2 separate regions of the Mus musculus genome follow, and region 2 is linked to region 1. Evidence: chromatin loops called from intact Hi-C (ENCODE). Cell type or tissue: left cerebral cortex. All regions are shown on one strand. Each heading gives the region's core, and the rest is flanking DNA. Links, peaks and the distances in the headings are about the cores only.

Region 1 (2,897 bases), core at 169-2,668:
GGCCTTCTAGCCGCCAGAAAGTCACTCTTAACGCACGGAAGGAAAAAAAAAGCTTAAAGATTTGCTCTAGAGACCTCTAAGGCTCCTGGAAGCAGCAATGGTGTGTGCCCCCAGCACTACACAGCCCCTAGGCCCTCAGCTCCCAGCCAGACCTTAGTAACACCTTGCCCAGCCTGGCACCGCAAGCAATTTCCTGGAGCAGCCCTCCCCCCGCCCAAGAACGGGGGGGGGCACAGCACCTTGAAAGGGGCGGCCAGAGCTTCCTCCAGCAGCTTGAAAGACCGAGCTAATCAGTAACCGGTGAGACAGGGGCCAAGACTCCAACGCCTCTGCGGAGGCGCGCACCCCGCCCTCGCCACCCCCTTTTGGGAAAGCGGTTCCGTTAACCGGGTGTGAGGGGTCCGGCAGGACAGGAAATTACAGTGTTTTGTTTTTTTTTTTTTTTTTTTTTTTTTACGATTTCTCCTCACTCATGATGTTCTACCAAAGCTTTTTTTTTTTTTTTTGCGCGATTTCGCTTGAAACGGTCGAGAATGGGGGAGGGGACCAACACTCACTTGCAGACACCAACAGTTTCCAGAAAATTCAGTTCAACTCCTTCACCACGGACTCGCCAGCTTAGGAATTGGCAAAACCCACAAACCAACTGGAAGAATACAGACTGGGTTTGTCTTTTGACAACCGAGTGGAACTGCCTGGCCGGCGCCTCCCTTAACGGGACCCCCTCCCTCCCTTGGCAGAGAAGAAAACTAAATAAACCTTGAACAGATTTGGCCTCACATCTCTCCAGCGGTCCCCAGTCGTGTCTCGTGTCTTAGGTGGTGAGGAAGGTCGTAGGTCTGAACCCTCAGCCCTTTGGCTCAGTACCCCCTGTCCGTGGGTTACAGTGTTACTCCTCTAGACTCCCTTTCCCACTACCAGCCTTCAGGTTTGTGGCTGGGATGAGTGTGGAAGGGTATGCAGGAGACGGGAGAAGGTTGAGGATAATGTGACAAGAGACTCATTCCGCTTTCTAATCTGCACTCGGGGACTAAGAGGACATCAGCGTGGGCCGGTATCCCACCGAACTGCGCGACAGGGGCTCAAAGCAAACCCGCAGGGCTCGGGGAGTGTCGAGCGATTTGCTGTACCAAAGCCGCCTGTCCCCGAACGGACGGTAGATGGCAGCAAACTGCATAATTTGGGTCAGAGGAAACTGTCTAAGGGACGATTTATAACCCACCAAGACTACAAGGGGAAAAGACCTTTAGTTTGAGTGGGTTTGGAGGGTATTTCCCGCCGCAAATAGGATCCGAGCGTCCTAGATGTTGGCGATTAATTTCGCTTGCTAAGAAACCAAGGTCTCTCAGTGAGGCCCTTTCAGGCCTGTGTCTAGAGCTTTTTATCTGGGCCCCCAGGGAACCCCAGTCTTGTGCCACAAGTGGCTACGTTTCCCTCTCCTAATAGCCCAGGAGACCAATGTACCTACACACTCTCCCAAGACACTAAAATCGGATAACCTGAGACCTGAGCCTGAACCATCTATCTGCACAGGCTCCTTAAGAAACAAGAAGACAATCCTTATTCATGCAAACCAAACGAAACCACAACGCCTCCTGTCCTTCATTCATACCCACAGTCACTTATCTCTCTGTCACTGATAGCTTCTCTGGGGACCTTTCGTCCCATTTTATAGTCCTCACCAGTCAGCCTGAAGCCTATCAACCACTTTAGGAATCTGTCTCATACCCAAGAGATCTTTCCCCCCCCCCATCCCCTCCCCCACCCCCAGGAAGCCAGGGAACAAAAATTGGGCGGCGAAAGACAGGACTTAACTTTGAACTCAGACTCCAGGAGGTTTTCCCAGATCATACATACCATTACATTTTGTATCCCAACCCACCCACTCCCATCCTCCCAGACATACACACCAAATGGATTTGTGTGTACAAGCCTGAAACAACATGCTAAAAGTCTCTTCCCAACCGCATTAAAATCCAGGAAAAGTTTGAAATGTGCCCATAGCAGATATACAATTTTCTCCACCAAAATCCATACATCTTATACCAATAAAACACAAGTAACAAGATCAAATCACACAGAGACCAACAGACTTTAACCTACCGCATTAAAACCACAAAACTCTCTCCCTGCAGGCTCCCTCCGGCTGGCGGGAGTGGCAAGAGACCGGTGGCAAAAGAGCTGGGAGGTCTTCGGCTAGCTTCCCTTGCTTTGGGTTCCTTCACCCACAACCCTTTATTTTCAGAAATGTCTCCGAAGGAAGATAGCGAACATTTCTCTGTGAATTGTTCTTTTTATATCACTCTAGACGCCTCTTCGCCCTAGGCTGGCCTCTGCGGAGATTCCAGGCCCCACAGAGACCAGGACTTCCCTCAGCGCCACCGCCCCTCGTGCCAATGCAGCCGGGAAATCGCCATTACCCACACTGGGCAAGAGAAACCGCACGGGGGCAATCGGAGAGGCCAGGAAAAGGGAGAGATGGAGGGAGGTGAGCACAAACCCACAAGGGCCAGAGCGACTGGCCAGCGTGGCTGTAGCCCAGACACCCCCCACCCTCGCTTTTGCAGACCCCTCGCTGGAGATCTCTCCCAGCTAAAAAAGCAACATAAAACCGGCCTCATAGGCCCCTTTCCATCCCTCCTCCCCATCTTCCCTGCAGCCGGTCCCCCTCCAGGAAGCAGCCACCCCTGTCTCTACTACAGAATTTCCTGGGAAGCCTCTCCCAGCAGCGCCCAGAGGTGGGGTTCAACCCTGTCTTGAAATGGGGGGAGGAGGAGGGAGAAAAATCTAAGCCCCACCCCCTGCAAGAAAAGGATGCAAAAGAATAAGAATTGTAGAATCTTCCTTACCTTTGCAGAACTTGGGGGATTTTGCCCTCCTCCGGATTCAAAAGGATG
Region 2 (2,897 bases), core at 263-2,762, 58 kb before region 1:
GAGACATTTTCTTGTACCCGCTTCTGCACCCCCCCCCCCAGAACGCTGTTTTTCCACCCACCCCACATTTATTTCCAAGCAGGGACCCAGGGAACATCTTAGCAGGACTGGAAACGGTCTGTTTGCAGATGAACCAAGCTTCCATAAACTCTTCCTGGTGTCTTGGACAAAGAAATAGTCACCAAGCAGGGCCCCTTTTGTACCACCCGGACTTTGTCAGCCTGGGAGATGGGACCATGCCTTCCCTTGGGTCGCTTGAGCCAGAGCTAAACCAACTTCAAGCGGAGAGTGGGAAAGCAAAGACTGGCCGTAGGGACTTGGCAAAAAGAGCTAGATCCCAACACAAACACTCGTTTTCATATTATAAAGACATTTATTTACGCTATGAAAATAATGTACAATAAATACTTTCCCCCTTTCCTATTATTAAACAATTTTAATAAATAATCTACAATCTAAAACTTAAAAAAGAGGAAAATAGGTCCCTCTAGTTCTTTGTAAGAAAACCCTCTCCCACTAGAGTTTAATTATTCCTGAGATTTCGTTGGAAGGAGTTTTACCAAGTGGAATTTTTTGTGTGTGGTTTTAAAAAGCGAAAAGGAGTGAATGAAACGCTAATTCGTTACTATCTGGATTTTAACAAAACGGCATAAATGTATCCACGAGTGGAGAAGGCCCGATTCCCCCCGCCCCCAACAGCCAAGGAGGACCAGACGGAAAGGACCAAAGATGGAAAACAGTTAGGGAAACTGCAAGTCGATGGCACAGAGCGTGCTGGTGAAGAAGTCCAGCTCTTCCTCGGAAAAGGGCACGGGGCTATCGAGAGAACCCTGCAGGCTGGGTGAAAGGCCTCCGGACATCTGGAGACAGGAGTCTGCAGCGAAGAAATTGAGGTCCGGTAGAAAAGGCGAATCCTGCCGCTCGGGGCAGGCGTCTTCGGGTAGGGGCTCGCTCTGCCGGCCTCCGGCTCTGAGCATTGTGCAGCCGGGGCTCGATGCGCCCACACTCTCCAGGGTGGTGGCAGGCAGCGCTGACGGCGGTGCGCCCCGGGGTCCCTGCGCGGCCTCGGCGGGGTGGAAGCAGGCTTCCCGCAGCCGGTGAGTCGCGACGTCGCCCGGGCTGACCGTGGGTTCCTCGGCTGGCTCTCCCGCGTCGTCCTGGGCGCTCGGCCCGCCTGGTTCTCCCTCGGGCGGCTCTCGATGCTGCGTCTGCCGCTTGTGTTTCATGCGTCGGTTCTGGAACCAGACTTTGACCTGCCTTTCGGTGAGGTCCAGCAAGGCAGCGATCTCGACGCGACGCGGCCGGCACAGGTACTTATTGAAGTGGAACTCCTTCTCCAGCTCCAGCAGTTGCGTGTTGGTGTAGGCCGTGCGCAGTCTGCGGGAGCCGCTGCCGCCGCATTCTGGCAATCCGGGGCCATCTGCGAGGGAAGCACCCCTATGTTATCAGAGAGGTCTCAACGCAGCCTCCGTTTAGCTGAGATCGGGAGCACCCCTTTGGCTTAAAAGACTCTCAGCAGTCCTACTCGGGCTCCCACCCCACCCCCACAGCGCTTCTTTCTGTGTCTTTGGGGTTTTTTTTAGTGCTCTTCCACGTAGGCAGACCCGGCCCGGGTCAAGTCGGTGCCTTCAGAGCCGCCCACGGGCCACGTAGGGGGCGGGGAGCAATTTCTCTTAGCTCCCAGGACCTCAGAGTCTCCCTCCCCCAAGTCCTCCCAATGGACCCCTCAATTCAGAACTTTCCAACTCAACCTGGGGAGAGAGGGATCATAGATTGTTCTTCACCCCTTTCCTTCCTAGCTTTTGAATTCCCTCTTCTTCCCTAGCTTTAGGAGAGCTAGAGGCATCGCATCTTTTCCAGGCTCCAGATTCAATCCCAGACACGCTTCATTCCTCTACACAGAAACCGGGGAAACCCTTCAATCGAATCATTTTTTTCTAAGCACATTTAAAAAAAAAAAAAAAAAAAAAGCATCCTCCCCACCCTCAATCAGCTTCCAAAATTTTCTGGGGGTGGGGAAGCTAACAGTGGCTAGGCCTGAACCCCAGCGGGATACTCTGCTTCCCTCGCCCCAGATCCGTCGACCTAGGGAACCCCACCAGGAGCCCCATCACCTCACATTCTCCCCTTCTCTTCCAACTGCCCCTCACCCCGCCCCTAATACGTTTACCCACCTGATGGTGATCCGACCTCGGAGGCCCGGACCGAGGAGGCGGCTGGAGAAGGGGATGCGGCGGATTGGCTGGGTTTCTTGGTGGATTTCTTCTCTTTCATCCAGGGGAACTCGGGGGCTGGGGGGGCAACGGGGAGTGGCGGCGGTGACCGCAGAGCAGGCCCATCTCCGGCTTGCTTTTGGCTCCCTGGTCTCTGAAGGGTGGAGGCGCCGAGCTGGAGGCTGGGGAAGGTTTGCTCCAGAGGAGGAGGAGGAGGAATTAATGTCGACTCCTTGATTGATGAAGTTTGAAATGTCTCCAAGACAGCGGGGAAGGAAGTCAGACACTCGGCGAGCGATGGCTGGCTGTTTATAAACCCAATCTCCCTCTCAAATTCAAAATTCATGGCTTTCAATGGTGGGGGAGGGGGCCTGCTGGGGGGGGCGTCAGGAGGGAGAATCAGAGGGACCCCCCTCTCCCGCCCCCCCCAGGTTTATGCAATGGAGCAATTTCGCGGGGGGGGGGAGATTTCGCTCTCTCTCTTTTTTTTTTAAATTTAGGCCTTTATAATTGTATATTGCTGATAAATACAAGCGTATGGGGACTCTCTCTATTAAACCCAGGACTCCGCCGAAATTGCAGGGAATTCATGGTCACGGGACCGGTCTCCGCCAATCGCTAGTCTAGGCCTAGTGGAAAACACAGGCATTATTTGCTTTAATTGATTCAAAAACTCCAGAGGAC

The links. Hi-C counts contacts between places; a loop is a spot of excess contacts. Peaks named below come from ENCODE experiments on the same cell type or tissue, not always from the same donor. Only the 100,000 strongest peaks of a DNase experiment are listed, where the experiment ranks them.
Region 2: a loop joins it to region 1, with 2.2 times the contacts of the local background. A loop is called at or near these places in 4 of 42 quality-filtered maps.

What each region holds. Positions count from the first base shown.
Region 1 is chr11:96,292,966-96,295,862 of GRCm38, reverse strand. Hoxb5os (homeobox B5 and homeobox B6, opposite strand) reads left to right here. Exons shown (of 3, transcript NR_131758.1): 2 at 2,309-2,488. It also overlaps a transcript of Hoxb6 not described here. Among named protein-coding and RNA genes, the nearest start is that of Hoxb6, 4.7 kb to the left of the region's middle. In left cerebral cortex, for the core only: a CTCF peak has its summit at 1,162 (motif pointing right); a DNase peak (open chromatin) is centred at 1,156.
Region 2 is chr11:96,351,473-96,354,369 of GRCm38, reverse strand. Hoxb2 (homeobox B2) reads right to left here and starts at 2,738. Exons shown (of 2, transcript NM_134032.2): 1 at 2,175-2,738; 2 at 354-1,420. The coding sequence starts at 2,559. The coding sequence ends at 741. It overlaps Hoxb3os (homeobox B3 and homeobox B2, opposite strand), which reads left to right and starts at 976. Exons shown (of 4, transcript NR_155303.1): 1 at 976-1,310. In left cerebral cortex, for the core only: no CTCF peak of the experiment used is centred there; DNase peaks (open chromatin) are centred at 848, 1,077 and 1,305.